Linked DNA regions of Homo sapiens: region 2 is linked to region 1. Evidence: chromatin loops called from intact Hi-C (ENCODE). Cell type or tissue: PC-3. All regions are shown on one strand. Each heading gives the region's core, and the rest is flanking DNA. Links, peaks and the distances in the headings are about the cores only.

The links. A loop is a pair of places that touch in the nucleus more often than their neighbours do. Peaks named below come from ENCODE experiments on the same cell type or tissue, not always from the same donor. Only the 100,000 strongest peaks of a DNase experiment are listed, where the experiment ranks them.
Region 2: a loop joins it to region 1, with 6 times the contacts of the local background. A loop is called at or near these places in 1 of 110 quality-filtered maps.

The regions. Positions count from the first base shown.
Region 1 is chr13:60,870,533-60,874,944 of GRCh38, reverse strand. No RefSeq gene overlaps it. Among named protein-coding and RNA genes, the nearest start is that of LINC01442, 44 kb to the left of the region's middle. In PC-3, for the core only: no CTCF peak of the experiment used is centred there; no DNase peak of the experiment used is centred there; H3K27ac peaks cover 1,505 bases.
Region 2 is chr13:60,930,254-60,934,665 of GRCh38, reverse strand. The region is part of intron 1 of LINC01442 (long intergenic non-protein coding RNA 1442); the gene reads right to left. Among named protein-coding and RNA genes, the nearest start is that of LINC01442, 16 kb to the right of the region's middle. In PC-3, for the core only: no CTCF peak of the experiment used is centred there; a DNase peak (open chromatin) is centred at 2,615; H3K4me3 peaks cover 2,481 bases; H3K27ac peaks cover 3,438 bases.

The sequences.
Region 1 (4,412 bases), core at 203-4,202:
CTGGCTTACTCAGATTAAAATAGCTGATAACTAAATGATTCTATTACATAAAAACAAAATAAGCAGGCTTTACTAATAGACCTAATCATTATTAGATGAGCACTATTTTTCACTATCAATAGCCTTGATATAAAGAAAGCAACTTAAATTCAGAGCCAAGTTTTGCCTCTGACTATAAAATTGGAGGCTCTTAAATATATGATAAAAAAAATCTGATTGCATCTTCTCTCATTTTTTTGCCACTACTGTCATTCTAAAATATTCAGGGCTCCAATTTTCCTCAACTTTGCAGAAAGCATTGAAAGTAATTTTGTGGAAAGAAAGCAAAATGTGGCAGATTATCTCTATTACATACATCAAAAAATATAGCATTCTATTCTCAAGTTAAAATATACCAAAGAGACCCTGTGGTTTTTGTGTAGGAAGAGATTGAAAGAAAATCAACTGAACATACCTCAAAACAAAAAAAAACAAAACAAAAAAAAAAAAAAAAAAGGGAGGTGGGGCCTTCTCAACAATGCTTTCTAAATACGCTGTTAAGTTTTTAGACTCCCAGTGGTTTCAGAAGACAGGTAAGCAAAAACTTTTTATATTTAATTTATATTTCCCATCCATCAAAGATTGCTTTTTAAATTTGTTTTTTATGGCTTTGTCAGCAGCCATTTTTCAATAGAGGTATAAATGTAACTTGAATTTTTAATGATAAACTGATAAAAGTCATTTTCATAAAACAAAAAATCGCTATTTCAAATCTTTTAAGGTATCTTTTTAAGTTTTTTGAATTGGAGTTCACATTTACAAAAGGTTTCAGATGGCTAGTGGAAACTTGAAAATTCATTCAGTAAAGAGATTTCTGCTTCTATGGCACTTTTAATGAACTAATGTATGCATTTTTTTTGAGTATTTTACAAAGAAAGATATTTGCATAAAAATAGAATTTGCATTTTTAAGAGATCATCTGTTCCTTATTCTTCTTTACTCAAAATCATAATGTTATCTTTACAACATCATAATCCTTTCCACAGGGACAAAATCTGATGTCATAAACGACCATTATGATTTCAAGTGTGCAATAAGCACAGACAGAAAATACACTTTTTATTTTTGTAAAAGAAAAAAAACTTCATTTACAAAAACAAAATTCACAGCATTTGACAAAACAGTCAACATTTTACACCTGTTGTTTTTTTCAGCAGATCTCCAGCACATTTTACACTTCTAAAGGCAATCTGTAATGTCTACTTAAATGGATAATAACTTGATTTTAGCATCTTACAAGAAAGAGCCTTAATTCTCGGTGTTCTAACAAAATTATCTTTATCATTCAGAGCAAAAAAGAGGAATTTAATTCCTAGGAAAAAAAATCTGAAGCTTTAAAGGTTCATATAGTCAGTTAATTACAATTTTGAGTCATATGGACTGGATGAGATTTTTCTACACATCTTTGTAAAACACGCATCAAATCATATCAGTACCTTTTTTAAAACTCTTCAATACCTTCCCCAGCACCCTCAAGACAAAGTCTGAATTTTTCTGCATGACAGGCACATGTGCACCTTCACATTTTGGTCTCTGAGTGTCTAGAATCATCTCACCTCTGTCCTCCTTCCCCTCCAACCTCTTTCCCTATCCACACACTGACTCACAGTTTTTTAACACTATGAACTCTCCCATATTTTCAATAGCTTGTAAAACATTTATTATTTCATAAATCGTTCTTTCCCTAGCTTTACTTTGTTCACCTTGTAAACACCTTCTAAAACTTTGTGAGAATGCCATCTTTCCCCTGAAGCATTTCCTGATCCTCAGCCAGAATGTGTTATTCCCTCCTCTGGAGTCCCAGAATTTTGTTCTGTCATAGTACTTAAGAAACAATGTTTTCATTATGAAACAGTTTGGCTCTGTGTCCCCACCGAAATCTCATCTTGAACTGTAATCCCCATGTGTTGAGGGAGGGGCCTGGTAGGAAGTGATTGGACCATGAAGGCAGTTTCCCCCATGCTATTCTCATGATAGTGAGTGAGTTCTCAGGGGATCTGATGGTGTTAAGTGGTGGTTTCCCCTGCACTTCTCTCTCACCTGCCATCATGTAAGAGGTGCCTGCATCCCCTTGCCTTCCACCATGATAATGTTTTCCTGAGGCCTCCCCAGCCACGCAGAACTATGAGTCAATTAAACCTCTTTTGTTTTATGAAATTACCCAGTCTCAGATAGCATTTTTATAGCAGTGTGAAAACGGATTAATGCAAATTACTTGTTTTTCTACTTACCTCTCCCTACTAGAAAGTGAGTTCCTTGAGGTCTGTGTCATCAGGACATAGCAAATGGAAGATAATAGAGATTTTTATTAACTGAGTGGATAAAGGAAGGCAAGGAGAAAAGATGGAATGTCTGATGCCATGATGGAATATATCTAATTATTTCTAACTGGAGATCGAAGCTGACCTATACTCCAAATTTTGATACAGAGTTAAGGAAGAAATTATGCTTGATAATTTTGTATTTTTTTCTTAAATAAGCATTAAAATGATGACTTTACATGTCTTGTAAAAGAGAAAGAGTATGTAAAGTTCCTCAACAGGAGAGAAAACATTATCATAGCTAACATGTAACATTAATGTGCCAGATATAATCATTTTATGTGCCAGATATAATCAGTATGACCTCATTTAATTGTCACAGAGGTAGATTATCACAAGTCCTATTTCCCAGGTAATAAATCAATGCACAGAAAAGCACCATAGCTAATAATTAGGAAGAAACTGGAACTAGAACCTAGATCTGTCTTGAGTCCAAGTTCTCAAAGTTATACTAGAAGCCCCAGATAAGCTAAAAAATAAAAAGCATAATCTATAGTTTATATATAATAGAAATGACTTCATGAATATTGCATTATAAAAGTGAAAAAATAAAAGTTTCCCAAACATGGGCCATCCAAGCCACATATTTCTTTGATAAATTGGAAAGACCTATAGGAGGTGGCAGGCAGCAAGATAGACTGCACTTATACCTTTGATTATAGTGTTATCTAAAACAAGTCTTTCAGTATTCTAAGTATTCCCATGAAAAAAAATGTGCATAGTATTTGCTACCTAACCAATCTCATAGAAATATTGTGTAAAATACTGAGTTCATTTTCATAAAACTTTTTAGATATTCAGATTAAATACTTACTTCGGATATATATAAACTATTATTAGCAATAACACTATTTTGTCTTTCAAAAAAAAAATCTGCTACTTTAATAGGGGATTAAATCCTACTGATTACTTCCCCACAATTCCATTCAGGTGAATATATCTTCTAAATGACTTGCACATAGACAAACCTTCTAAAATTCATCTCAAATTTATGCATCTGTGACATATATAAACAGACACAATAACTGCCATTAGATGACAGCCTTAAACGCTACTCAGAAATGCCCTGCACATAAATATCCTCCAGGTGGATAAATGGCTTTTGCAAAATTTCTTTTTTTAGCAGGAAAACTACAGAGCTTATTTTTCCTTGTTGTGCTTCTAGTGTGCAAGCGTGAAGGAAACTATAAACATGCTCTATCCCCGTGGTCTCAAAGAGTGCTCTCCATATTACCAGCATCAGCATGGCCTGGGAACCTGGTAGAAATTCAACTTCTTGGGCCTCTTCAAACCTTCTGAGTCAGAAACTAAGGAGTGAGACCTATCAATCTGTGTTTTAACAAGCTCTCCAGGTGGTTCTGACAGCCTCCACAGTTCAGGAACCATTGGCCTACCACCATTCTTGTTTCACTGGTGAGAAAATTGAAGCACTGAGTTAAATAATTATTCAAATTATTCAAGTCTAAACAAAATAATTTTGTGTAAGAAGCCAGTAGGTTCTCTCTTTCCTCATTTTCCCCTCGTTGATTACCATTGAAATCACATTTCTAGGGTCACAATACAGAAATGCCAGTGTTGGTTTTCTGAATCCAATGTTTTCAAGACTTAAGGTCTAGATATACAGATGGAAAACAATACCTTTGAGCACTTTATTCCACAGTTAAGACTAGCGGAGCTTTTCTGAGACTGGTGTAAGTGCATCCTTGAGTAGAGAGGCAGCAGGCTTGCTCAGTTGCTCACTTCGTGGAGCTTATCTTTTCAAGCGGATATTTTTAAGCGTGGAGAGAACAAGTGATGCATAACAACTCTGAGCAATTAGAAGACATGAGAGAGGGCTAAATGGCCAACTAAATGCAGCCAGGTGGAACAGCTGCCACCAGGGTACCAAGAGGACTGGCATACTCCTAATAGATTTTCAGAGGGAAGGCATGGAGAGTGCACGGAGTGAACACGCAGAAGCTGAGGTGAAGGGGAAGAAGCTGGGAATCATGCACAGGGCTGCTGTGCACCAGGACTCGTTCTTAGCCCCCAAAGACTCTGGGGTAAGTGGTG
Region 2 (4,412 bases), core at 271-4,270, 60 kb before region 1:
ATGTTTATTGCGGCACTATTCACAATAGCAAAGACTTGGAAGCAACCCAAATGTCCAACAATGATAGACTGCATTAAGAAAATGTGGCACATATACACCATGGAATACTATGCAGCCGTAAAAAATGATGAGTTCATATCCTTTGTAGGGACATGGATGAAGCTGGAAACCATCATTCTCAGCAAACTATCGCAAGGACAAAAAACCAAACACCACATGTTCTCACTCATAGGTGGGAATTGAACAATGAGAACACATGGACTCAGGAAGGGGAACATCACACACCGGGGCCTGTTGTGGGGTGGGGGGAGGGGGGAGGGATAGCATTAGGAGATATACCTAATGTTAAATGACGAGTTAATGGGTGCAGCACACCAACATGGCACATGTATATAAATGTAACACACCTGCACGTTGTGCACATGCACATGTACCCTAAAACTTAAAGTATAATAAAAGAAAAAAAAAAGCGTTTTCTCCCTCCATCAATTAATTCCCAGTTAAGTACTGAAAACCCAAAGCAATCCCATTCCTAGCACAGTGTCTGGCACTTAGGAAACACACAGCAAATGTTTGCTGAATTAATTTCTTGAATGAAGAAAAGTTCCCTTAATCCATATCAGGCACTTAAGTGGAACTTCTTTACACCGTTTCTGTGCTTCTTGAAGCCACAAAAGATTTAACCTGAAAACCTAATCAATAGCACTTCAATAGCACTCCCATCAATAACACTCCCAAAACTGTAGGCTCTAAGAATCAGGCAGTGTCTTGAGTGATTAAAAAGAGGATTATCACCCTTATAGTCTTTATTAAATGCAGGGGAGCTGAGTCATTTCTGTGGTTTATTACACAAAGCAGGACACTGCATCAAGGAGGAAGACAAAATATTTAGCTTTGCCTTTTTGTGAATGAGCCTTAGAATAAAGCCAGATCTGCTTTTCTGGAGGACACTTCTTTGCCATTCTCATTTTTTATTTTATAACTTCCTTTCGGCATTTAAAGTCTATGAGATCTGAAGAGTTGAATTTGGTAAGTAGAAACAAAATTATTGAGTCTTCATTTGCTGATTGTATCCATGCAAAAAGAAATTTTACTGCCTTTCTCAGAGCATTGAATTTTTCACTCTTAGGCTGTAGCAACAAAGTGGAAAACTTATTCCTGTCTCTTCCCTATACAGTGACAGTCAAGTTTCAACTACAAAGATGCCTCAAGGCCCAGTGATTATTTAATTATCTCCTGGAAAATAATTTCCGAATGTGACAAGGGCATCAACAATCTCCTCAAGCCTGCTAAATTTACTTCTTCTGTCACCTTGTCGACTGTCTCTTCATATTACTTCTCCTGCAGGGTCATATCTAAATTTCGTGGAGCCTCAGGTTTATATAATTGGGAAGGAGGCTCTAAAGAAAAGGCTGGAAAATTGCCAAGACAACATTAGATTTAAACAAAATCCTGCCAGCGAAGACCCCTGAAAACTTAAGCTTCATTAGCTTCAGGATTAATCCACTTATAGGCTCCCCTTATAACTAATGTTGCCAGGTAAAATACAGGATGCCCAGTTAAATTTGAATTTTAGGTAAACAATAAACAACTTTTTTATTATAAGAATATAGTCTTGGGGACAGATTTATACTAAAATATTATTCATTGCTTATCTGAAATTCATATTTAACTGGGCATCCTGTATTTGTATTTACTAAATCTGACAACTCTACTTAAAACATGGAGAGAAAAGGCAGACACCTAAGTTCCTAAAACAAATCTATAATACCCACGTGGGTCTCTTTAGGCCTTCTCTGACTTCCCTAGATAATTAGGATCTTGGTCTTTATATGAATAAATATTGCAGAATTGAGTTTCATTCACCCCTGGTTAAATGCTATAAATTTTTAATTAATTTTTATATCTAAAAATTCTATGTGGAAGAGATATGGCATGAATGAATGCTTTTCATTCAAAAATAACTTCAGTAGCAAAGAGACAATGGTAATTAGAAATAAATGCCAATAGATTGTCATATGAAAGAAAAGTAACTTTGTCACACTCAAATTCCCTCGGTAACATATTCTAACCTCTCCTAGCCTTTACAGTGAAGATGTGCTATCATCTTCAAAATTTGCAACCTAAACCATCCTGCTTGAATTTAACCCTCTTGTCCTCTCCTTAATTTAATGGGAAATATCACTAATTAATATATGGCTTTCCAGACTGGAACACTGTTGTCTTTCTCAGGCTACTCTTCTCCAAGTAAAACAAACAAACAAAAAGCCTCCATTGCATTAGTGTCTGCTCCAGGGAGTGTCTCCCAGCACTCTCACAGAGCGGACTCCTCCATGCACAGATACTCCCCACACCTCAGGATACTTTAGTTTTAAGATCTGGCCACAGGAAAGAATGTTAAGGAAAATTTTAACTGAATGTTGAATATAATTTGAAAATAATCTCATAGATACAAATTTCTGTACTATTTTTAAGATGTTTTGGGAAACTTCATGTGTATTTCGAATTTGTCCTCATACTGACAATAAAATGGAAGTCCTTGTCAGATAAAAGAGAGCGGAAATGTGTTTCTATGAGCCATATAGTAACCAAAGAATGAAATTCTCTATCGATGAGTCACATGCCTAATAGTTTGGTTAGATATGTATTCAGGTGCACAGAGCAAATATTGAACTGAAAAAATGACCCTGAATGCAATCCAAAAATGTTCACAAGACTGATATTATTAAAAGAAATATAAAATTCAGTACATTCCTTCTGAAGTTACAATTTTGAAAGCAATACACAGTTTATTTATAAGTTCTATTAGTTTCTTTTGAAATGCTTATCTCTTTGTAATTGCAAATTTTTTTCTTCATATGTAAATGGAGAAAATAAAAGCACTTATTTCATTGAGGTGTTGTAGGGATTAAATGAGACTATATTTAAAGCACAACACAATGACTATAATACAATAAGCACTTGATAAATATTTTCTATCAGTATCATTTTCACTACTCATTTTTAATAAGTTACCAAATATATATATATAGGAGATATTCTTTTCTGTCCTTTCTCTTCTTTTAGTTTCTTTCTTTCTTATGCCTCTGAGTACTTGCCATATTGTCAATTATTTAATAGTTGCATGAGTATAAATATAGATTTTTAAGTAGGGAAAATCAATAATTTTGTATTTGATCAATATTTTTATATCCCACAAATGTATGTAATATACCTCAGAATTCTGATAGTATTGTACAATTGATTCTTGAACAACTTGATTTTGAACTATGTGGGTCCACTTGCACATGAGTTTTTTCAATAAATATATATATAAATTTAATATATAAATATATTTCATATGATATATAATACATTTTATATAATATAAAAATATATAAATTTTTTGGAGATTTACAACAATTTGAAAAATGTTGCACACAGAACACCTAGCCTAGGAATATCAAAAAAGAAAAAGGTAAGTATGCATTAATGCACAAAATCTATGTAGATATTAATCTATTTTATCATCTACTATCATAAAATACACACAAATCCACTATACAAAGTTAGAATTTATTGAAACATGCACCCAAACACAAACTGTACATGGCACCATTCATGGTGGAGAGAAATGTAAACAAACGTAAAGATGCAGTATTAAATCATGACTGCATAAAATTAACTGTAGTACATACTGTACAACAGTAATCAATTCATAGCCACTTCCTTTTGTTCTTGCAGTGAGCTCAAGTGTTGCAAGTATCCATTTAAAATACTTCGTGACACTAATCATTTCTGCATGAGGAGTTCATTCCTCTAATAAATTGCAGTAAAAAGGGATCTCTTGTGTTTCTCATGTATTTTTCATTTTGTTTAGTGCAATACTTTCAACCTTGCCTAACAACATGGAACACATACGAAGTGCCACTAGTGATGCTGGAAGTGCTTCCGAGAAGCAGAGAAGTCATGGCGTTGCAAAAAAAAGCTGAATTGCTTGATATGTACCATAGACTGAGATTTGCAGCTGCAGTTACCTGCCATTTCAGAGATTCATCTTGTAAACAAATGACTAAACTTGTGGTATCAATAAATACAATACAGTACTAAAATATATTTCCTCTTATGATTTTCTTCATAACATTTTCTTTTCTCTAGCTTTCTTTATGGTAAAAATATACTATATAATACATATAAATTGCAAAATATTTGTTAATTGATTAATTGGTAAGGCTTTTGGGCAACATGGTCTATTAGTAGTTAAGTTTGTGGGGAGTCAAAAGTTCTATGTAGATTTTCAAGTGTTGAGGATCAGTACCCCAATCCCCATTTTGTTAAAGAGACAATTTTATTTACAATTCTATTATAAAGTACATTCATTTCAATGCTAATCAAGTTGATTTCAAGAATTATTGGTGCTAAATAAGTATAAA